Linked DNA regions of Mus musculus: regions 2 and 3 are each linked to region 1. The links are chromatin loops, found by intact Hi-C in ENCODE. Cell type or tissue: heart. All regions are shown on one strand.

What was found. A loop is a pair of places that touch in the nucleus more often than their neighbours do. Peaks named below come from ENCODE experiments on the same cell type or tissue, not always from the same donor. Only the 100,000 strongest peaks of a DNase experiment are listed, where the experiment ranks them.
Region 2: it touches region 1 in a loop (4-fold over the local background); 7 of 42 quality-filtered maps call a loop at or near these places.
Region 3: a loop joins it to region 1, with 2.5 times the contacts of the local background. A loop is called at or near these places in 4 of 42 quality-filtered maps.

The regions. Positions count from the first base shown.
Region 1 is chr11:116,135,460-116,143,459 of GRCm38, forward strand. It overlaps Mrpl38 (mitochondrial ribosomal protein L38), which reads right to left and starts at 3,409. Exons shown (of 9, transcript NM_024177.3): 1 at 3,252-3,409; 2 at 2,983-3,162. The coding sequence starts at 3,318. Fbf1 (Fas (TNFRSF6) binding factor 1) reads right to left here. Exons shown (of 31, transcript NM_172571.3): 31 at 6,826-8,000. The coding sequence ends at 7,924. In heart, a CTCF peak has its summit at 3,591 (motif pointing right); a DNase peak (open chromatin) is centred at 3,472; H3K4me3 peaks cover 1,622 bases; H3K27ac peaks cover 3,345 bases.
Region 2 is chr11:116,194,728-116,202,727 of GRCm38, forward strand. Acox1 (acyl-Coenzyme A oxidase 1, palmitoyl) reads right to left here and starts at 4,318. Exons shown (of 14, transcript NM_015729.3): 1 at 3,869-4,318; 2 at 3,495-3,654. The coding sequence starts at 3,977. It overlaps Ten1 (TEN1 telomerase capping complex subunit), which reads left to right and starts at 4,128. Exons shown (of 4, transcript NM_027107.1): 1 at 4,128-4,256. In heart, a CTCF peak has its summit at 657; a DNase peak (open chromatin) is centred at 4,294; H3K4me3 peaks cover 2,383 bases; H3K27ac peaks cover 2,532 bases.
Region 3 is chr11:116,289,888-116,297,887 of GRCm38, forward strand. It overlaps Exoc7 (exocyst complex component 7), which reads right to left. Exons shown (of 20, transcript NM_016857.4): 7 at 7,684-7,776; 8 at 5,657-5,802; 9 at 5,287-5,439; 10 at 4,855-4,953; 11 at 4,520-4,582; 12 at 4,085-4,151; 13 at 3,388-3,426; 14 at 2,632-2,697; 15 at 1,567-1,687; 16 at 1,252-1,347; 17 at 320-383; 18 at 63-104. Among named protein-coding and RNA genes, the nearest start is that of Exoc7, 13 kb to the right of the region's middle. In heart, a CTCF peak has its summit at 4,696 (motif pointing left); no DNase peak of the experiment used is centred here; H3K27ac peaks cover 1,029 bases.

The DNA of each region.
Region 1 (8,000 bases):
CATTCCACACTGACCCCCAACACCCCAATCAAGGTAGCCCTGGCTGTCCTGGAACTCACTCTGTAGACCAGGCTGGCCTCGAACTCAGAGTTCTGCCTGCTTCTGCATCCCAAGTGCTGGGATTAAAGGTGTGTGTGTGTATGGGAGCTGGAGAGATGGCTCAGCAGTTAAGAGCACTGACTGCTCTTCCAGAGGTCCTGAGTTCAATTCCCAGCAACCACATGGTGGCTCACAACCATCTATAATGGGATTCGATGCCCTCTTCTGGTGTGTCTGAAGAGAGCAACAGTGGACTCATACATAAAATAAATACATAAATATTAAAAAATATTGTGTGTGTGCCACCATGGCTGGCCCTCAGTGTTAGCTTTTTCCCCTGAGACAGGGTCTCTCATTGAAGCTGTAACTTGATTTTTTAGACCGGCTGGCCAGTGTGCTCCAAAGATCTGCGTGTTAGGCCACCCCTTGTGGGACAAGTGGAAGCGTGTCACAGACAAAAACTGGGAATGTTGTATGGATTTAGGAGCCCCGGTGTTCTCATATCTGAGACCGCAGGCGTTTCATCTGCTCCTGACCTGGTTCCTTGAGTACGTGACCACGACACCTCACATGGGGATGGTGACCACTAGTCACACAGCACGGAACAGTTCTCCATGATAATCTGGATGGGCTGGCCCCAAGGATTTAGCCAATGAACCTTCCTGGACATTCCTTCCTGTTTAGTCTCTGGTCTACCCTGAGTAAGTTGTATGCATCCACTGTCACCACCAATGAACAGTATGGACAAGCAAGGACTGTCTCTCTCATCAAGAAGCCTTAGTCATATGGAGATGCCCCACCTAAGTCTCCCACAGAAGGCCCTGCAGCGCTCCAGGACACTCACCCCTCAGCTAAGCAGGACACCCTCCCCCCCAGCTCATCACAGGCCCTGCATGCATTTCCTCAGCCTGCCTCATTTCTCACCCAGGTTGGGGAACTTAGGCTACGTTGGTAACCTAACACCTCCCATCTTGTCTGCCTGAGCAGAGTTCACAACTCCAGTGTTGAAACGGAACTGGGAACCACAACCCCTAGCACTGGGGTTTGAAGCAGACACTGTGCCTGGCTTCTGTGTGGATGTGGGAGAGCCTCACTCGGGTCTTCACGCTCTGAGGGTGGGGTGAGTACAGCAGACACTTTTCCTCACTGGACCAACACCCCGGCCCCAAATCAAACATCATTGTTGAGCAGCCTGACTTTATCTAGTTCTGTCCCCCTGATACTCCAGGAAAGGATGAAACACTTGACCCACTAAGCTGACCTATGCAGTCTGCTTCCCGGAACTGAACAGGGCTCAGCCATACAGCAAATGAGATATAAAGTAAAACTCTGGCATCTGGACCCCAGACTGGGTCCCAGCGTGGGAAACTGAGGCAGATGGGTTTCCTAACTGGTTATCAGAATCACCTTTCAAATGACTCAAAGGTAGCTGGGCTATGGAGGTTTGGTCTGTTGCTGTGTATTGCAATGCTAAATACTGGCTCTGGTTGCCCCCAGGGAGAAGGGATTCTCAGGTAGACCCTAGACACAAGTGATGCTATGTAACCTTGCCCCCAAAGTTATCCCTGATTGGTGAATAACGATGCCTACAGCTGAGCAGAAGGGAGCTAGGTGGGATTTTGGTTCCCAGGCTGGGTGTCTGAGGTGGGGACTAAGAGGGAGGGAGAGAGAGAAAGTGGACACAGAAGATGCCATGGGGTTAGGGACCATGAAAACTGGCCATGAGGGCAGTCCAGCTGGAGGAAGTGTCATATCTCGGGGTTACTGGCAGAGAAGTAGACATAACAGTATTGAGTAGATATGTGCCCAGCTCTAGTGCTTTAAGGCTTTGTGACTTGTATCTAGGAGTTGAATGATCAAAGGTGAGTAGAAACCCCTGACTGAGATTAAATAATTATAACACTGGGCAGTGATGGCACACACTTTTAATCCCAGCACCCAGGATGCAGAGGTGGGCAGATCTCTGAGTTCAAGGGCAGCGTGGTCTGTATGAGTTCCAGGACAGGCAGGGCTACACAGAGAAACCCTGTCTTAAAACAACAACAAAGAAAGAAAGAAAGAAAAACAAGGAAAGAAAAACATGATTCAAAGGTGGTTATGAACACAACACACACCTAAGTCTTTTTTTTTGTTTTGTTTTTTTTTTTGTTTTTTCGAGACAGGGTTTCTCTGTTTAGCCCTGGCTGTCCTGAAATTCACTTTGTAGACCAGGCTGCACACTTAAGTCTTGGGTAGAGTTAGTAATAGTTTTAGGCAGATTTAAGGAGATGGGGCACCAGCTGGTGGCAAATGCTTTTAATTCCAAAACTTGGGAGGCAGAGAGAGGCAGGTGGATTTGTGGGTTGAGGCCAGCCTGGTCTATATAGTGAGGCCCTAATCTCTAGCCAGGCCTTGGTGGTTCCCAGCTGCACTCTCAGTTAACTGGGAGGCGGAACAAGGCAGTCCTCCATCATCCTCGTTACACAGTGAGTTCAAGGCCACCCTGGGCTAATAAGACCCTATCTCAAACAACAAAAACCAAAAAGCCAAATAATGCATCTTTTTGTTTTGTTTTCTTTTCCTTTTTTGTTAATTTTTTCTGTTTTTTGCTTTGTCTTCATTTTCTTTCGTTTTCAAACAATGCATCTTTACTACCCCATACTACCACCTCCATCCCCAAGACAGGGTTTTTCCGTGTGCTCTGACTGTCTTGAAACTCACGGTGTAGATTAGGCTAGCCCCTAAGTCAAGAGCTCCGTTTTCCTCTGCCTCCTAAACGCTGCGATTAAGTGCGTGGGCCTCCACCATCCGGCTGAGTCTCAGTTTTACAGACAGATTAAGCTATGCGTATATCACTTGGACGTTTGCTTAAATTCAGAACTACACGTCTGAGGGGCACGCAGGTCCTTCTCGTTCCGGGGGCCCACGGGGACCAAACTGGGGGAGAATACGTCGCTCCCGCACCTGTCTCCTTCACGAAATGCTCCCGGTAGGTCCGCCACCAGTGCGGGGCGCGCGCCTCCTGCTCCGCCCGGCGGCGGTACCGCTCGAAGCTCCGGTACTTCTCCAGCCGCTCCAGGTTGCTCACGTCGATGTCCTCGTTGGGCATGGGCCCGAGCGGGGGTGTCCGGCGGCTGAGGAAGGCTGCGGGCACAGACAGGGACGTCACGCAGGCTTAGGACCGCGACCGGAGCTACAGAGGCCCAAGAGCTCCACGACCTCACACCACTCACCCGAGGTGCTGAAGCCCCGGCATCTCCCAATTCCGAAAAACGCCGCACGCCACCAGGGCGCCGCCATCTTTCCCCCAGGTCGCCAAAGACGCCCGTAGGACCCAGACAGAGGTGGCCGGAGAGAAGCCTGCGCGTCCGGCGGGAGGCTCCGCCTCCATAGCCCCGCCCCGTGGGAGACCCCGCCCCCCGCCCCGCCCCGCCCCGCCCCGCGGTCTCAAGCTCCTGACGTAATGCTGAAAGTCCTGGGACCTTCCCATTGGCGCAAAGTCTAAGAGAGGTCTGATAGTGCGGGCCCGGAAGATGCCTGTTGGATCGCGCGGGGCTGAGAGCTGCCACTAGGAGGCAGCACAAAGGTACAGCTTCAAGAACAACTATGGGTTTTGACCCCAGGGATCTCACTCACCTTCCTCTGGCCCTGACACAGGGATTGATAGAGGAGGATTCTGGAGTCAGACTTGGGAATAAAACAGGTAATAATAGTGCTCGCTTCGCAGGATTTGCACCTTGGTGCATCTGTTCTCTCTTGATCATCTCCAATTCACAGTTCTAGTGCTCTCTACCGCTTTTTGACCCAGCCTCAGCCCTTCTGCCCTGGAACTCAAGTTTCCAGTATAGCAAAGCTCTACTCCTTCAGCTTCTCCCCAGATCACAAGGTGTCTGCTGTTGTTGTCTTCTCCTTCTGTGACCTGCCGGCCCCGAAGTGCTCTCTCAAGGAAGTCCTGACATCCCCAATCCAGGCCAATGACTGCTAGTTTTTTTGCTAACAGAAGTCTGACCCTTGAACTCACAGTGAAATGCAGTGAGGTCTCGATATCCAGCAGAAATGGCCACAGCTTAAATTCCACAGCACCCAGGCAGCTAAGCCTCTCACCATCACTTCTAATTCCTCCAATAGTGAGCAGCTGCTGTCTGACAAGTGTTGGAGTTCACAGGTCAGGACACCACAGCCTTGCCTTGAGGAGTTGATGGGTACTGAAGGGTTCTTGCTGAGTGTGAGGGGAACTGAACACTTGCAGGGTGTTCATATGGTCTCACTTGCTGTTTTATCCTTTTGTTTCTGAACCCTCTTATATGAGTCTCTCCAGCTCCTCTCTCTGCCCTTGTACTGCTGAAGAGTCATGGTGTCTCCACGAGTGGGTGGAGACTGCTCAGCTAGGTAGCCTGTTCTTCGTTCTGATTCTCCCTGTCTGGGAAGCTCTGAAGAGAGGATCTTGTTTGTATTTCAACTGTTTGAGAGACCTAACAAGGATTCACACATATCCAGCCTGGAAGCAATGGCTCTAACAATATTAATTTTAAATGAGCTAGGTTTTTGCTATATACCCCTGCCTACTTGGCAGTTATTTTGTAGCCTTGAACTCACGACAGTCATTTTTATTTTCTTGTATATTACATCCCAAACCCCAGTTTCCCCTCCCTCCTCTCCTGATTTCCCTGCCTTGGTCCACTCCTCTTCCTCTTACCATGGCCTCCCAAATGCTGAGATTACAGGCGTGTGGTGATACCACACTGCCTCACGTCAGAGATTTGAATTCTTCTTCACATCTTCCTGACACATGTCAAGGTCCCTGGGAGCACTTCCAGTGCCCCTCATGCCACCAGGTGCAGTTCTGCCCTCTGCTCCTTCCCCAGCAGGCAGTCTTCTGACACACTCACTCTTGCCCCCTCTCATCTAGATTGTTACTCACAGCCTCAAATTGGTGTTTGAGACAGGGTTCTCTGTGTAGCTTGGCTGTCCTGGAACTCACTCTGTAGAGCAGGCTGGCCTTGAATCCTGAGGTTTGCCTGCCCCTGTTGCCTGAGTGCTGGGATTAAAGGCATACATGACCACTGCCCAGCATCACTTTTATTTATATTTTTATGAGACAGTATCTTTCAGTGTGTCGCAGACTCTCCTAATTCTCAAGCCTACAGCCTCCGGAGTGCTGGGATCACACCTGTCACTAGCACAGCCAGCCTCCTGAGTGCGGGATCACACCCGTCACTAGCACAGCCAGCCTCCCGAGTGCTGGATCACACCTGTCACTAGCACAGCCAGCCTCCCGAGTGCTGGATCACACCTGTCACTAGCACAGCCAGCCTCCCGAGTGCTGGGATCACACCTGTCACTAGCACAGCCAGCCTCCTGAGTGCGGGATCACACCCGTCACTAGCACAGCTAGCCTCCCGAGTGCTGGATCACTGCTGTCACTAGCACAGCCAGCCTCCCGAGTGCTGGATCACACCTGTCACTAGCACAGCCAGCCTCCCGAGTGCTGGGATCACACCTGTCACTAGCACAGCCAGCCTCCGGAGTGCGGGATCACACCCGTCACTAGCACAGCCAGCCTCCCGAGTGCTGGATCACACCTGTCACTAGCACAGCCTGCCTCCCGAGTGCTGGATCACACCTGTCACTAGCACAGCCAGCCTCCCGAGTGCTGGGATAACACCTGTCACTAGCACAGCCAGCCTCCTGAGTGCGGGATCACACCCGTCACTAGCACAGCTAGCCTTCCGAGTGCTGGATCACTGCTGTCACTAGCACAGCCAGCCTCCCGAGTGCTGGATCACACCTGTCACTAGCACAGCCAGCCTCCCGAGTGCTGGGATCACTGCTGTCACTAGCACAGCCAGCTAAGCTCACACTCTTCCTAAGCTCGCTTCACTACTCAGGAAGACCAAGGTTTTGGGGAGTCTCTTTGCATTGCCTGTCATCCCATGTGCTGGAAGTCACCCCCTTTCCCTTTGGGAGATGGCAGAAATGCAAGGTGGCCCCATAATGCCAGCTGATCCTTTCGACCCACGATTCTCCATTCAGGGTTAACTTGGGACTGCTTATGTGTTAGGAGGACTGAGTCCCAGCGGGTACCATGCCTGCCTTGTATATCACATTCTCCCCTGTGGGGCATCAAGGAGATGTGGTTGAGCCTGCGACTTGGCCTGGGCACAACTCAAACCCTGGCCCTGCTACTTGTCACTCCGTGCAGGGTTTTTGCAATCCCTGAAGCTCTCTTTCCACCCTTGAGACAGGAATGGAAAATTAACTTCTCCAGGTGTCCCGAAGGTGCCAGAGAAAAGGGTGTAAGATGGCCACTTCAATAGGTCAGCTTTCTCCAGAGGTGGCTGCCTGTTCTGTGGTTTGTTTTCCAGCAAATAACAGGAGCAGTAAGCAAACATTGTATTCTGTTTTGTTTTGAGGCAAGCTTTCTCTACATAGCCCTGGCTGTCCTAGAACTCACTGTGTTGACCAGGCTGGCCTCAAACTCAGAGATCCACCTGCCTCTGCCTCCCAAGTGCTGGGTTTAAAGGTGAGCGCCACCTCTCATTCCGCAGTCCAGGTTGATGGTTTGGAACTTCCTGTAGCTCAAACTTGTCTTGAACTCTGGCAATCTCATTCCCTCAGACTCCTGAGTGCGAGATTACACATGAGAGCCACCACATCTGGCCAGGACAATCGTTTTCTAATCATTAAGGACACATTACAGGGGGCACTGACATAGGAACATAGCAGAATGGAGGCAGGGGCAACTCAGGGAAAGACATTTACCTCCACCGGTACAGCCCCAGGTTTGATGCAAATCCAAAACAGAAGTCGAAACAATACAACAGTTTAATGGGTCGGATAGCAAGGTTTCAGGTGTCTCCAGGAGAGGTTCTGAGGGGCAGAGCAGCGGTGCCCTACCCTCTGACCCTCTGGTGTGCCCCTCCTCTTCCCCCCTGCTTCTGTGGACACACCCTCTCAGCTGGGAAGGGAGGAAGTGCTCCTGAATGGAAGCTGCTGTGTAGGAACAGCAGATTCTCTGTGTGCTGGGTCTGCTGGATCATTTCCCTTCCGAGGCCGTCTCCTGATACCCTACTAGAGGGTCTTGGCACTTTTCATACGGGAGGAGCAGCAGCCTGGCCCCAGGGCTCCTTCCTAGTCTTCAGGCAGTCTCTAGCTCTCACAATCTCCCTTCCTCCTCTGCTTCTCCACACACCCCTCTACTCCTACAGCTCCCCACCCCACCTCTGGAGGGAACCTGGAGGGGGCGGGAGAAACCAGTGCTGCTGCTGAGTTAGCTGGTCACTGGGGAGTAATGCTGGTCACTGGGGAGTAATGCTGAGTCACTGGGGAGTAATGCTGAGTCACTGGGGAGTAATGGAGCTGTGTGTGAGCTACCCGAGGGTGAGATGAAGGGCTGGGTGAAGCCCGGACATATTCAAGCCCCAGAATCAATCCATCTGGGCATGGTGTGCCTCAGCAGTGCCATCCTTGTCCCTGGCCAGGCCTCCCACTCTCAGCTAGAAGGCTCTTCTCCCTATTCCCATTTGAAGGACCTCTCATTGAAAGCAAAGGCTGTTCATGGTGTATGACCCTACTGTCCTGAAATAGGTTCCTGCCTCTAAAGTAGCCCAGGCATAAAGACCCCAGTGACTGCCGTGGAAGGCAGTGATGAGCGGGGGTCTTACTATGATGGGTGCTAAGATGGTCTTACTGTCACTGCTCCCTGGGGAGGCACCTGCTGCCTCTAAGCTGCAGGTCAGAGCGCCTGGGAAGAACACACAGATACCCTGTCCATACAAGAAGTTGTAATCAGGCTCTGGGCAAGCAGTGCAGTACTTTGCTGGGAGCCTTTCTCACAGATTGGAGCTGGTCAGCAGTGGGCGAGCACTCCAGGCCAGATGCCCGCTGAGGAAGCACGGGGCATTTTCAGGCAGAATGGTACGCCATATTATAGGGTGCTTTCTTCAGAGTCTCCAGGAAGAACTGTTCATTCTCCAAGAAGT
Region 2 (8,000 bases), 59 kb after region 1:
GAAGAAGCCGCAGCCGCAGCCGCAGCCGCAGCCGCAGTCGCAGCCGCAGCCACAGCTGGGCAGTGGTGATGCACACCTTCCAGGCAGATCTCCAAGTTTGTGGCCAGCCTGATCTACCTAGTCAGAGCTACACAGAAAAACCCAGTCTCAAAAAACAAAAGCAAACAGATGGGAGGGGGGTTAGTAATAAACACATAACAAAGATAACAGTGAATGCCCTAAATTCCTGGAAATTCCCCTGCCTCAGTAATTCTAGTCCTCGGCCCTCATTGAGCATGCCCACTGTACTTAACAATGAATGGTAAGGGTTTTTTTTTTCCCCCTAAATGCTTATTACTAGTTGAAAAGTAAGCCATCTCCAGCAAGTGACAGGAAACGGGGTAGGGGGCTGGAGAGATGGCTCACTGGTTAAGAACATGTATTGTTCTCTCAGAGGACCAGCGTTCAACCCCCAGTGCCCTCATCAGGCAGCTTGTAACTCCAGCTCCAAGGACTGCCCCATCCCTGGGCACATGCACACATACAGGCACACACACATGTACATGTAAATAAACAATAAAAATAAATAAAAAAAGATACTGGGCAAGAAAGAAGAATGGTTCGAGAAACAGGAGAGACTTGACAGCAGTCACTACCAAGACTAACCACCAGTCTGCTCCTTCAACTTAAACAGACTTCCCGTCACATCCCGGGAACACTTCCTGTTTCAAAGGGCACTGAAACTTATCGCTAGTATTTCATGTTTCCCATGAGGCATGGTCCACAGGAAGGACTTTGTTCTAGGTCTCTGTGACCTCACCTGAGTCTGGCTGCTTGTCGTGCAGTTACAAAGGTTATAAAATATGCTGTATCATCCACTCTACCAAACAACAGCACTCCTCCATGTTGCCCTGAGAAGGTATTGAATTTCAACAGCTTCTGTTTGTGAACCCAGCTCAGTCCGTTTGCTAACACTTCCCTCGGACTTACCCAAGTCCCATAGATTACAAGCTCTAGAAACAAAAGCAAGTATGTGGAGGTTGGCTAGTCTTCTGCTTTGCTACCAAAACTAACCACGAATAAGTAACTATAAATGTAGCTAGGACAGTCCTCAAACTGGATATACATAAGGATGACTCTGACCTGGCTCCACCTCCCATGTGCATAGATTACAAGCACAAGTAAACTAGTATTTCTGATTAGTAAGATCTACTGGAGTTCTGAGGAAGGCCTAAGGAGCAAAGCAAACCATTTCATTGTCACAGTAATGGGTGAATTAAGAAACAGACTCTGGCCGGGCCATGGTAGCACACGCCTTTAATCCCAGCACTCGGGAGGCAGAGGCAGGCAGATTTCTGAGTTCGAGGCCAGCCTGGTCTACAAAGTGAGTTCCAGGACAGCCAGGGCTATACAGAGAAACCCTGTCTCAAAAAATCTAAAAAAAAAAAAAAAAAAACCAGACTCTGAATGCATTGCATCTGTAACTCAAAGGAAAAAGAAGTAACCATTACCACATGAGGGCAGGACTTGTAATATTTATATTAGTTCTTGAAAACATATTCTTAATAACATTTAAGCTTTTCAAGCCAGCTAGGGTGGCTTACATCTGTAACCCCAGCAATAAAGAGGCTGGGGCAGAAAGAATATTTGGGGTTGGAGCCAGCCTGGACTACATAGTGACATAGAGATTAACCTATCTCAAAAGACAAAGCCAAACTTCAAAAGAAAACAGAAACAAAATTTTGTTGTTGTTGCTAAGGTGTCGCAGATTTCATCCAGGATCTGGAACATGCTAGGCAAAAGTGAGTGTTCTCCTGGTCTCAACTTTACAGATGGTTGTGAGCCACCATGTGGTTGCTAGGAATTGAACTTAGGACCTCGGGAAGAGCAGCCAGTGCTCTTAACAGATGACTGACCCCTGCTACTATTTATTTATTTATTTATTTATTTATTTATAAATGCTGGGGACTAAACCTAGTTAGCTGTGCATGGTAGGTAAGGGCTCTATACTGTCGAGGTGTATCTCCAGCCTCCCAGTTTTATCTTTATTAATGAACACGCTGACGAGTTCCTCTATTATGTAAAAACCCAACAGAAGTTTTAAAGGAAATAAAGGAGAAGCAGCAGAGCCACCGCAAGCAAAACACCTTGTGCGAGGATGACTTTGAGGCTAAAGGGGAAGGGGGACCTTTATATGTAATTTTTAAAAGTCCTTTTTAGTGACTTATTTATTCCATATGCATTGGTGTTTTGCCTGTATGTACGCCTATGTAGGGGTGTCAGATAACCTGGAACTGGAGTTACAATCAGTTGTGATGGTGCTGGGAATTGAACCTGGGTCCCCTGAAGATCAGACGGTGTTCTTAACCACTGAGCCATGTCTCCAGCCCCCTTATGTATAACAGAAAAGCAAAGTGCAACAGATGAGCGTCTGAGAAAAAGCGGCTTTCCTCAACCGCAGACTAAAGCGGGTTTTCCCGACCGGCCAGCCAGTAGGAAACGCCAGCATTCCATCCGACAATGCGACGTTCTTAGAATGTGGTTCTGAGAATATCGGATTCATTCTGAGGTCTGACAGGTTCTCCACGGACTCTCACACTTTCTATTACTTTATACTCAAACTACCCATTACATAAAAACAGAATCTGATAGTGTTCCAAAATAGTTCAATGTCTGGTCTTGCAATACAGTTCCTCAGAAAATCAGTAGGCGGATTTCGCCACCCCCTCTCTGTTTTGTCTTCAGTGCTGAGACTCAAACCCACAGCCTTGAGACACTAGGCAATCTGTGTTCCACTGCGCCACACCTTTGGTATCGGGAAGCTTTCTTACAAAGTGAAGGTTCACTTTGCACTTAAAGAACTTTCATAGGGATGTTTGGAACAAAAAGCTTTTTTATTATTTGCCTCTCTGTCTCCCCCATCCCCCCAGCGGGCTTCACTAGTGTTTGCCCGGCCTTCTGGCCCACCCTCTCCCACAGTTTCGCCATGTAACCCTGGCTGACGAACAGGAACTAGCTCTGCAGACCAGGCTGGTCTCAAAATCAGAGATCAGCCTGCCTCTGCCTCTGCCTCCTCCGAAGTGCTGAGATTAAAGGCATGGGTCACCGTGGCCCAGTTCAAAAGAACTTTATAAATTAAAGTTTCATCTTATTGTGTGTGGGGGTACAACAGCCACCTCTAGCAAATGGTCAGAGGACAATCTAAGGGAGGTGACTCTCTTTCTACAAATTGAAATTAGATGATTAGGCCAGGTAGCCACCTCACCATCCCTTAAAGTTTGTTAAAATTAAAAAAAAAAACAATTTTGGGCACAACCGTTCATTATTAGCATTTTTACAACTATGCTATGCTATCCTACTAAAAGATCTAGATGCAAAAGTAATATTATTTTTCACACATAAAATTGAATCATGAAGTATTCAATTTAAGCCTTTAAACGACATGCGCGGTAAGAAGACCTCCCCAGACTGCAGCTGTAGTTTGGGCATACACTAATGTGCTAAGATACACCTACTTTTTAAACCACATGATTTCTTCAGGGTCTGCGATGCCAAATTCCCTCATCTTCTTCACCATGGTGGCACTCTTCTTAACAGCCACCTCGTAACGCTGGCTTCGAGTGAGGAAGTTATAGTCCTCATGTTGGAAGTCTGGATCGTTCAGAATCAAGTTCTCTGAAAGAGGGTTAAATGACATCAAGAGAAACAGGTACTCACCCTCCCTGACTCCCATCAGATTAGAACAGAGGACGTTCCCCTCCTAATCCTGACACCGGACGCCCATCGAAGTAGGGGTCCCCGCTTCCCCTCAACTCCAGAGGCCCCAAATCCTCATTCACGGGGGTCTTTCGCCTGGTTCGGTATAAGAGGCCCGGCCCTCCAGGCTCACCGATTTCTCGACGGCGCCGGGTGTTCTCCGGACTACCATCCAAGATGTGCGTGATTAACTCTGGATTGAAGGTGGCGGCGGCCCGCTCCTTGCGCAGATCGGGATTCATGACGGAGACCAGTGCTGGGGGCAGAGGAGGTGGCGACAGAAGTGACAGGCACCAAAGCGATGACAACCTGTCTCCGCAGCTCAGGCGCCGACCAGGCCCTATGAGCGGAGCGAGACAGCCCTCGGCCCCGCCCCCTCGAGCCGTCCCCGCCCCGTCCCCGCCGCCACTCCTCACGTGACCGGCTGCAATCCCCGACGCTGGTACCGCCCGCCGGACGGACGAATCCCCTGCTGCGGGCCAGGGGAGGTCCCCGAGCGGCTCCTCGCCAAGGAAAGCAAGGTAAAAGGTCAAGGGACCGCAGTGGCACTGGAAAGGGAGTGGGGCTCTTCCCGGACCTCACGTCTCCAGGTTCACGTGATCTTTCCGGGAGGAAAAGAGCCCTGGAGACGCGCGCAACCGATTGGCCAGGGCCTTGAGGGGCGGGATTGCGCCTGCGCTGTGGGACTCACCTCCTTTCAGGCTAGGGCGGTGGGTGTGTGTGTGTGTGGGGGGGGGGTCCTCTCACCACAGTGTCCCCGGAAACCAGAAGGGAATGGGTGTCAAGGGTCTCGGGCGGGGTGAGGAGGCTAATAGAGGAAAGCTGTTGATTTTACTGGAACCCAAACAAATTGGAGCGAAAGGGTAACAGGACAAAGGTTACGTTCGGGAGACGGTTCATTGTCGTTGGCTAAAAATATTGCCGACTTGACTGACGTTAGAGACTTGGGATGCAAGGACCTGGTCCTGCGGAGCTTCCGGGTTTATGCACTGGGCCTGGATTTAAAGCGAGAGGGAACAGGTCCAGTTTCTCTACATTTTATAGCCCAAGTCTTTTCCCACCTAAACCGGCAGGGCAGGTCCTAGAAATTTTGAAATCTAGACTTTACTTTGCCATATCATTATCGTCATCGAAGATGTACCTACGCCTAAGAAGTTCTAGCGTAGGATTTATAACAAAGAGTTCCTGAGCCTCAAAGACAGCCAGTTTTCACCAGTTTGTTTTTTAATTCTTCCTTAAAAATTGCTAAGTAGTAGGCTGGAGATGTCGAGCATGCACTAAAGCCAAAATATAATCTCAAAGCACAGCATAAACTGGGCACCGTGGCACACACAGGCTTGCAACTTCAAGTGGAGGTCTGAGGATCACGAAGTCCAAGATCATTATCAGCTATATAGAATCGGACTGAAGGCAGCCTGGGCTGTGTAATGCCTTGTTTCAAAAAGCCTTTAAGTGCTAAGTAAAATGCACTCTTTCTTCATTTGATTTCATGCCACCAAAAAGAACTACGCCGGTAGTGGCGCACGCCTTTAATCCCAGCACTGGGGAGGCAGAGGCAGGTGGATTTCTGAGTTCGAGGCCAGCCTGGTCTACAAAGTGAGTTCCAGGACAGCCAGGGCTACACAGAGAAACCCTGTCTCGAAAAAAAAAAAAAAAAAAAAAAAAGAACTACATTTCTTCATTACCTCTCTAACTTGCCCTTGTAACAACATATGTAAGACCCTTTTACAGTAACGGTGCTGAGAATGGGTTAAACGAATGAAGGCTTTAGCCTGAATGCAAAGTTAATGGAGCCCCCAAAATTCAATATTTTAATGCACTTTCTTTTCTTTTTTCTTTTCTTTTCTTTTTTGTTTGTTTGTTTGTTTGTTTGTTTTGTTTGTTTTTCGAGACAGGGTTTCTCTGTATAGCCCTGGCTGTCCTGGAACTCACTTTGTAGACCAGGCTGGCCTCGAACTCAGAAATCTGCCTGCCTCTGCCTCCCGAGTGCTGGGATTAAAGGTGTGCGCCACCACGCCCGGCACACTTTTTTTTCTTGATGCAGGAGATAGACCTCTCAGCTACATCCTCAGCTCCACAAAATTTAAAAGTTTAAAAGGGAAAAGAAGAAAAATTCTGAGAAGTTAAATAAAGACTATATCATTGTTGTTGCTTGTACCTTTGGCTCTGGCTCCATATACCTGAGCAAGGTTCTGTTACTGAGGATATTTTCAAGGACACTTAGGCACTGATATCTTGTTTAGTTGGGTTCTTGTGAATTTTATTCCTCTTAGCAGAAGCTTGGATCCCAAATACAATTAACAAGTTATTGATGAGATAAAAACCAAGGCTATTGCTTACTGAGGTAAAGGGAAAAGACTACATGGCAAACCTTTGGCAGTATCTCAGAGAGGGAAAGGTATGGTCAGATTTATCAACAATTGGAAGTTTGACCTGGCCTGTTGGCATAGGCCTGGAACATCAGCTACTCAGGAGGCTGAGGCAGGAAGATCACAAGTTCAAGACCAGCCTGGGTTGTAGAGAACTGTTAGTTTGGTTTAAGGCAGCACTTTGAACCATGAGTTTTAATTATAGCTGCATAAGAATGGCAGTACAGGTTGGGTGGGGTGGAGATTCCTTCAGTCCTCCCACTCAGAGGCAGAGGCAGAGGCAGGTGGATCTCTATGAGTTCTGTGCCATCCTGGTCTACATAGTGAGTTCCAAGCCAGTCAAAGCTATGTATTGAGGCCCTGTCTCAAAATAATAACAACAACAGAAACCAGCAAAAACAACAAAAGAATCAGTACAAAATTGGAAATGGCAAGGTGAGGGGATTCAGATAGCCTCTGAGAGTGGACTGACAGTTAATATTGAAGCCATTAACCTGGGTGGACAGTCCAAGCAGAGCTAGCTCCGCCTGCTGATAAAGGCAGATGCTGGCAGATTAACATTCATGAGGGTAGTGAGGTATGGCATGAGCTCAGTGCCCAGCAAGCGTAGGATGGCTGTCTTGATTTTTATTCTCTTCATGGATGTTTATCCATTCATAGTTAATAATGCCCCAAAACTGGTAGGCATGGGCTGGAGAGATGGCTCAGTGGTTAAACACACTTGACTGCTCTTCCAGGGGACTTGGGTTCAGTTTCCAGCCCCTACATGACAGCTCACAACTGTCTGTAACTACAGGTCCAGGGGATCTGACACCCTCACACAGACATACATAGGCAAAATACCAATGCATGTAGAACAAGAATAAATTATTTAAAAAAACAAAAACCTGGTAGGCGCAAAGAACACAGTCATCAGAGAGCCCTGCCCTCATGGGGATGATAATGGGGTGAGCAGAGTCACACTGTTTGAAATCTGATTACTCAGTACACTGCAGTGAATGAGATAAATCAGTGTTGGGGTACAGGCTGGGCAGGGCAATAGATAGAGGAGAAAGACCCAGGGTCAGAGACATAAATATCTGATATAAAAGGGGATCTAGAAGAGGAGTCATGGAAGTCTGGAAAACAACAAGCTGTTCACATTGGGCTGCTGAGATGGCTCAGTAGATAAAGGCACTTGCTTCCTGGCATGCAAGTCCACAGGCCTGAGGTCAGTCCCAGAACCCACATAAAGGTTGGTTTATTTGTTTGTTTTTAAGATTTATTTATTCTATGTCCGTGACCACATTGTGGTTCTTCTCCGACACACCAGAGCAGGGCATCAGATCCCATCACAGATGGTTGTGAGCCACCACATGGTTGCTGGGAATTGAACTCAGGGCCTCTGGAAGAGCAGCTAGCTCTTAATCTCTGAGCCAGCTCTGCAGCCCCACATAAAGGTTTTGAAACAAGAGAAGCGGCTCCACACGGCTGTCTTCTGACCTCCACTTGTGTGCTCTGACACGCGTGTGCATGTGTATACACCAATAGTAAATGCCCTTTCTCTTTTTCAAAAAGACTGTTGTCAGGCAGCAGAGGCAGGGTGATCTCTGTAAGTCTGAGGCCAGCCTGGTTTACTACATAATGTTGTGAGTTAGAAGCCACATAGAGCTACATGGCTGTTTGTTTGTTTGGGTTTTTTTGTAGCAGGGTTTCTCTGTGTAGCTCTGGCTGTCCTGGAACTCATTCTGTGTACCGGGCTGGCCTCAAAGTCAGAGATTCGTCTGCCTCTACCTCTGCCTCTGCCTCCCAAGTGCTGGGATTAAGGCATGTGCCACCCAACTCCCACCTGCCACATGTTTTTGTCTAAAACTAGACAAATAAAACCTGTTTGAGTATCAGGAAAGGCTCAGGTAC
Region 3 (8,000 bases), 150 kb after region 1:
AAGCTTTGTGCCTCTGTTGCCATCGCTGCGGCCACCATCCATGCAGGGAGGACCTGACTCACCTTGAAACGTTCCTTAATCATCTGCCGCTCTTTGTCCCGGAGCTGGAGATCCAGAGGGGAGAAGAAGGCAGCAGAGAAAGCTTTGCTCAGAGCAGAGCTACTCTGCCCTCTCCTGCCCCAAGCACTGTGCCCCGCCCTCTCCTGCTGTCCTCATGGCCTCGAACATCTCTGTTGCAGAGAGGTGCTTGTCTGTCTTTCCTAAGATACAAGTATCCCATCTGCTTGATACCCATTCCTGGAACAAGCCTGGCCTTTACCTTGACTCCAGGCTGGAACACAGGTAGGTTCTTCTCTGCGATGTAGTCAGTCACCTTTAGCCAGCTGCCAGACAACAGGGGGAGAGGACAGAGAGGGGCAGCTTCAGACAACTGCGTCTTTCCTAAAGTCTGCTTGCTTTGCTTTTCAAAGCTCTCAATCTACCGAACGAACGAACGAACGAACGAACGAACGAACGAACGAACGAATAAACGAACGTGGGGGCAGCAGGGATTATCTGGGTCAAGAGTAAGCAAAACAGCAGAGATGCTCTCCTTGGGAACAGGCAGTGTTTAAGCTGCTCGCTGTGACAATTAAGAACAGGAAGCAGAAGGCGCTCAATACACTGAACAAATGCTGTCGACCGCAGCTCACATCAATATTGTGGCAAATTAAGATAGAGAAACAGATGGGGAAAGAGGCCAGATAAACAGGAAGGAAGCGGGAGGCGCTCAGAAAGAAACAGGCCGGGGGCACTAGAGGACCAGAGAAGTAGCCAGAACCTTTCCAAGCTCAAGGGCTCTCATGACCCTACTGTTCTCCAGGGCTAAACACTGTTCACATCTCTGACAGCTCGCTCTTCAGCTATCTTAGCCAGGACACTTGGCACAGCTCTCTGCAGAGGCTCTGTGGTCCCTCGGGAGCAGCTCCCAAAGGGAGGCTGGGGTGGGGGGTGGGGCTGGACAGAGCTTCTCTCTCCTCACCCATGAATTAGAGAAAAGAAAAATGTTAGGGGCTCAACTCGATGGCACACACTATACTCAGCCTCTAGAAGGCTCTGGCTTTGAGCCCTACTCTAAAAACAAACTCCAAGGAGAGCAACAACAGATGGGAACAGGGTTACCACCTGGAATGTCAGGCCTTCGCTGGGGGCCTCACTCTATGGGGGGCTGAGAAGGAAGGGCATGGCCTCAGGATGCTGCTGGCCGCTTACCTGCGCTGGTAGGTCTGGATCTGCTGCTCGATGTGCTCCCGGTAGGAGCGCTCGGCAGTCTTCTGGGTTACAGCCACCAGCTGGATCAGCTCAGACCTGGGGGGAAGGCAGAAGAGAAAGAAAGAGGGGCCTGGCCATCTTTGGCCTTGCAATAGCACCAGAAAGGAGGCCTCCTGTGCCAAGCCTTCCTGAGCTCTAAAGTAGGTGCAGAACAAAGAGAGAAACTGAACACCCAGTCCTAGGAGACTGTAGGGTGCATCCAGCCCTGGAGGGCAGCGGCTGGCACGAGTGCCCAGCGGAGCCAAGGTCACTTACTTCTCCAGGGACTTGAGGATGTAATTGTAGTTGTTGTGTAGGAAGATGGCGCTCAGCGCTGGATCCTCGTACACCTTGGACTTGCTTAGTAAGTTCAGCTGCAGGTTACCCAAGACTTTGCCTGTACAGAAAGATGGGGCTACATCCACCAAAAGTGTCTGATCCAAATGACCTGACTGTAAAAGTATCTTTTATTCAGCTCCATGTAATTGTCATCTCAGAGGCTCACTGCCCCTGTCTGCTAACCTGGGCCTAGGTCTGGAAGCTTCTAGCCTCCATACAATCTAATCTAAGCTTAAAATGTTTTCCGTCTCTGAGACTTACCGCTGAGTAATCTCACCCTTCTTAGTTCTCTCTGAGCTCTGGTTGGCCACTCAACTCAGCTCTCCTGGCTCAAACTCTACTCCGAGCTGACTGACTCAATCTGGCTTCTCTGGGCTTCTCCTGAATTGCCCTGCTTGGCCTCAACCAACTCTAGCAATCTGTTCTAATCTTCAGGCTCCTTCTCATTCTCTGGCTCCGTCTATCTTTACCTGTGTCTGGCTTATTCTCTCTCTATCACTGTCCTGGTAAAACTGCCTCTTCCTTCTTTCTGTCTACGATTCTCTCTCTTAAGTAGCCTCCTCTTCCTTTCTCTTCTCGTGAGAGTTGGGCATATCCTTTTCTGTCAAATCTTTGTCTGATTTGTCACTTTGTCTGCCACTCAATTAGACATCACTTTCAAACATGGGTGCTTCCTTCTACAAACTAACTTTACTCTCATTGTTTAGGATTAAAGGTGTGTACTAAGCACTGAGCCAGACCACAATTAGAAACAGGGTTTTCCAGTAAATAACACAATCTAGGGGTTCACAGTGTGATCAAATATCCTGCGACCCCGGACTTCCAGGGACGGCTAACCAGTTCCTGACAACTGTTGCTTGTTCTTCTGACTACCAGGCCTCTGAAGCTCTTCTCAAAGCCCTGGCTCCTGAACCGGAACTAGCCAGGAAGGGACCAGGAAGAGATGGACAGCACGGAGACAAGGGAGGGAGCTGGCCGGGGGTCGGGGGACAGGGGACTCACAGATGTAGGTGCTCAGCAGCCGCTTGCTGAACTCGGAGCTGTAGCTGGTGGCCGAAGAGCTGGTTTCTGAGAGAAGGTGTACCGTTACTATGGTGGCAATGGCCAAGACCCTCGATGGCCCTTACCACACCCCAGGGGCAGAGGAGGAAATCTCGGGACAGTCCCTGGGCCTCATGGGACAGGCAGGACTCAAGTGAGAGCTCAAGCAGAGATAGATGGGCACCTGCGGAGCCTCAGGGAGCAATGCTTTTAGACTCTTTCTGCATCCCGGTCGGGCTGCCCTCTACAGTAACGGGTTAAGGAACCAGCCCGTGATAGCAGGTAGGCAGTTAGGAGAGGTGCCGGGTACTAACTCCTTCCCAACCTGGTTTCCATACATGATGGAGAGTATCTTGCCAACAGCAAGGTCTCTGGATAGGGTCACCCAGTCAGTCTTTCCACCTTCTCCTCACAAACCCCTGCTACACTGCCACCCCCAGCACAGGAACCTGCTGATATGGAACAGAAGGCAGAGGGGCGGGGCTGGGCTAATCAGGGGTTGTTCCTAGGGCGCTGGACCCATCAGGGTACAGCCTGGATAGGCTCAGAGGCAGAAGGTAGCAATGAAGGGAGCCAGGGGAGGTGAGGGCATCCTTAAGGAACTCAGTCCCTCTGCCCCTCTGCCCCGCCCCAGTGGGTCCTGAGGGCTGGTCCCCTGGGAACCTCACCCACCGGGTTTTGGAGGGGAGGATGGGGCTGGGGAGTCGCACCGCTTACCTCGGGGGTCTAAAGGAATATTGTATGTGTCCCCAAGAACTACGGAGTGACAGGCAGTGCACACAGAGAGGGAGGAGGGAAATAGAGGAGGGGAAAGATGCAAAGTGCAAAAAACAGGTTAGAAATGGCCGGGCCACCCCAAGCCAAGCAGACCCTCCCCAGAGCAGAGCAGCCAGACAGGGACGGCAGTGCACACCAAGCTGAACTACCTCAAGACCTGAAACCCGGCAAAGTGCAGCCCAGGACAGCTGGCAGCTCTTGGCTTCTTGTCCCCAAAATAAAAGCAGAGGGGCGGGTGGGCGGGGCCGGGGACCTCAGTGCTTGGAATGACCCAGAAGAGCACTCTTATTTATGCGCCAACCCCACAGTTTCCAGCCTCACCAAGGGGCAGTGAGGAGATAGAGTGACAGTAGGCAGACAGCACGGGACAAGCAGAGAAGTATGGAGGCGGGGCAGGGCGGGGCGAGCACCGACAGCCAAAGGAGCAAGTGCAGGGTTAGGGCTCATAAGAACTCTAACAAACCCGGCCCTCCCTCCTCATGTTCATCCCCACAAAGTTCATGGGGCTTAGAGTCCCCCCACCCCAGGCTGGAGACCTCTCACCACACCCTGCCCTCACCCAGAGCAAGTCAGTGCCTCCTAGGGGCCTAAGTCCATGTCCCTAGGCAGGAGGGGACAGCAGCTCAGTGTGGTGTACCTTGGGAGGCCAGCATGGCACCTGCTGTCTCCTGGAAGTCCAGAAGCTGCTGTAGGAACAGGATGGCCTGGTGGAGAAACACACAGGAGGGTCAGGGCAGCCATTGCTTCCCACACGTACCCTTTCCGGCCAACAGGGGAAATCTTGTAGCAGGGGTCTGCACAGTGACAAGAACAACTGGCAATTTCAGGTGTTGTCCCTGGACCCGCCTGAGAAGCTAGCCCTTCGTCACCAATGCCTGCTCATGGAGGCCAGGAGCCCTGGGCTGGCAGAGTCCCCACTGTTGCTGTATCCCCCAGAGCCTGAGCTGGGGGGCTTGCCCATACGCTGACAAAGCCAGCTCTCCCTCCTCATGTTCATTCCTACAAAGTCCATAGTGCTCCCGGTCCCCCACCCCCACCCCAGGCAGAGTCCAGCAGACTGAGTAACACCTACATTGCTTGTGAGCTCATGAACAGTGCCGTCTTTAGGCATGTTGTATTCCTTGTCTGGATCATTCTGTAGGAAAACAAACAAAACAGCCTCTGGTTCCTGGAAAGGGCTCTGACCAGTTGTTTCTTGGTTCACTCTGAGCCCTAATCAGCCTGCTCATGGCGCCATCTACTGGCACATGGGAAGAAACCAAAGCGCTCTAAGGGTCTCCCCAGGAAATCGGCACTGCAGGCACCATTCTGAGAGCAAACCTGGCTCTCCTGAAGGTCTGCTCTCTGAGGAGTCCCCAGAGCTCAGGGAGCAAGCTGGGCTGGTGAAGGGAAAGGGATTTCGGGCACCTTGATGTTATCAGCAAAGTCTTCTAGAGCTTTGGCCCCAATGGTCTCCATGGAGGTGATGAGGCCGGGCAGCTTGTTCTTGGTGCTGGCTGCTGTGCCCTGAGGAAGGACATGGCTGACACAGTCATCAGAAGTGCGGAGCACTGCCCTCTCCAGCAAGCCCCGAGTGTAACTCCTTCTAGGTCCTTCCCAACCCTCAGCAGAGACCGACTTCAGCAGGTGGAGATTAACCACAGCTCTTCTGTTACCTTGGGAGCATCTTGACTTGTCCAAAGCCCCTTGGGAGCCACTCATAAGAGCTGTGGGTGAGCACGGAATGGTTTCCCAGAAGGGAGTAAAGGGACGCTGTGTGTGTGTGTGTGTGTCTATCTGTGTGTGTCTATCTGTGTGTGTCTATCTGTGTGTGTCTAACAGACCTCCCGGCTCACACACCTGGAGCACCTGGTCAAACTCGGGCTTGGTCTGCTTGAGGTGCCGCAGGATGGGGAAGACGGTGAGCACTGTGGAGAAGTCATGGCGGATGATGGCTTTCCTGGCAGCAGACACGATGTTCTCCCCTTCAAGCATCAGCCCGTCCAGGGCATCCTAGAAGAGGGACAGGGACGGAGTTGGTTCCTAGGGACAGTGGGCCACTTTGCGGGGCATGAAGGAAAGCCAGAATGCTGTGAAGGATCGGGGAGGGAACCACACCAAGTAGAGTTGAGGGCTTAGGGCGACAACAGGCTGCCCCACCCTCTAGACCCTGCAGTAACAGCTACATGGGGCAGTGCTCAGAGCAGCGTGGCGGGAGGGAGGGGTAGACCTGTATCAAGGAGTCAAAGGTTTTCTTCTGGTGATGCTCAGGGATGATCTCCATCAGCAGCCGGTATTCACTCTGCGCCAGCTTGACGAAGGCACTGACGCAGTGAATGTAGGCGTCCGTCTCCACGTCCAGCATGTCGTCTCTCCCTAGGGGGACAGCAGTGACCCTGAGTGGCTGTTCTGGGAGGAACCACTCACCCTACTGGGGTACGAGTCTCCCCAGCTCCTGGGCTGAGCCCAGACAGCAGCACAGGGAAGAGGAGGCCTACGATGATGGGAAGCCGTAAGAGCTGTGCTGGCAGACCTGGGAGATCAGGTGCTGAGTCCAAACCGTGTCCTGGCACCGTTTTCAGCTCAGCACAGGCAGCATTTATGTCCCCAGATCAAACACTAGAGGTGGTGGGAGAAAGCGCCAAGGGAGGAAAGTTCCTAAACTGACTTCCTGGATGAGGTTGTCTGACCCGGTGTGAGGATTCTGAATGGCTTGAAAGAGGGCAGTCTAGGATAGGCAGGTGGCAGTGTCCATTTTAAGAAGGGAGTCACTGTGGTCCTCCGCTGGGGGGTGGGGGTTCCTATGAAGGTCATTGCCAACTTCATCAAGCCCTGTAAGTGTAAGGGAGTGTGGGCGATGGCCTATGAGGCCGGCTGGCGTGTGTGTAAAGGACAGCTGATTCTAGAAGAATGAGCTGGCCAAGTGAGACGTACAACTATGATCCCAGCACTCAACTGGCTGGGCTACAGTGTGACTACAGAGTTCAAGGCCAGCTTGGAGTACACAGTGAGGCTACCTCAACAAAAGAGAACAATCTGAGAAGACATAAGTGGTTCTCAGTGTCTCTGTGTCGAGCTGCCCCAGGAGGAGATGCAAGCATGCCAGGACAGAACAGTCTGGTTTTATGTGGCATGGACAGGCTCCAAGAAGTGGGAGATCCAGGTTCCTTGACCTCGGAGGAGCCACCTGCCCTCCTGCCTGCCTGCAAGCTCAAGCTGCAGCTGCTGCTCTGGCCAGGCCCCAGGAGCCAAGCATGTGTTCCCAGCTCACAAGAGGCAAGGAGACCTGGGCCCAAAGGAGCCTGCAGAGGGAGCGAGGCCACAGGCCAGGCTCATCCTTAGAGTAGAGCAGGTCATCCTGGGAACTGCTTCGAAGGCAGTGTCTGGCTCGCCTGGGGCTGGGCTACGGTACTCACCAGCCAGTGGCCCGCGCTTGTCGTTCAGGGCCTCCGACAGGTGCTTAACTCGGAAATCATGCTCGTGACCTAGCAAGACGTTGGCCGCACAAACACAAGCAGCATTTATCCAGGGGCCAGGCAGCTGCCCCTTGGGTCCGGGGAAGAAGCCCTTAATCTCCAGGAGCGGAGCGTGAAGTGGGGTTAGGGAGGGGGCACTGAGGAGGGCTCTGAGCCCCTCCACCACCTCAAAGCTCACTGGGAACAGCCGTTTCAAGCCTGATTCTCAGGGAGTCTCAGGACCATGCCTGCCTGTGTGTTTCCTGACCAAGGGAGACCAGGAGAAGGTGCATGGCCCCAGGGTGACAGAGTGAAAGTGTCACTGCTGAGGGAGTGAGGACAGCCTTCTTTGTAAGGGGCTGGGTCCACCAGTCAGCAGATCTGGCTGTCCCTCTCTTGACAGGAGAGGAGGGACTCGTTCCTCAGGCAGCCTGTCCCCTTGGCTACCTGAAGTACTCTTTCTACAGAGGCAAGGAGCCAGAAGGCCCTGGCCAACTTGGTCCTGCCCTGCTGATCTGGGCGTGAAAGGGCTGCCCCACGACAGTGTTCTCTGAGTTGACACAGGACACAAGGACAGGGACAGGGAGAAGGAGCCTTAGGAAGGGCAGAGCCAGGCAGGATCAGACCAGGGACATGAAACTTGTCCTCGGGCCTGCTGAGGCCTGAGGGGTATCAGGGGTGTCTGCCACTCCCACCCAGCCCCGTAGGATCTGTCCCACGGCCCTCCTGGGGGAGGCTCTGCCCTGCCTGATGAGTGAGCGACAGACACACAGTGGAAGAGGGGGGAGCACAGGGTGATTACCTTCCAGAGGAATGAGGTTAGAGCCCCCCTTTTTCCCATCTAGACCATGCTGGGAATACTGTTTCAGAAGGTTCTGAGCCTTACGGATCGTCCCTGTCACCAGAGCCACACAGAGAGGAGAGAGGAAGACCTAGGGAGTGAGTGAGAGAGAACAGCAGCGGCCCTCCACCTGCCCCGCCCGCCCGTGCCCACCCTCGCTCGCCCGCCCGCCCACCCAACATCGAGCATGCCCCTTAACGCCTCTGCCAGCAGGCTCTGCCAGGGCCACCAGACACCCTTGAGGATGGACAGAAGAAAAGGTATTCAAACAACCCAGA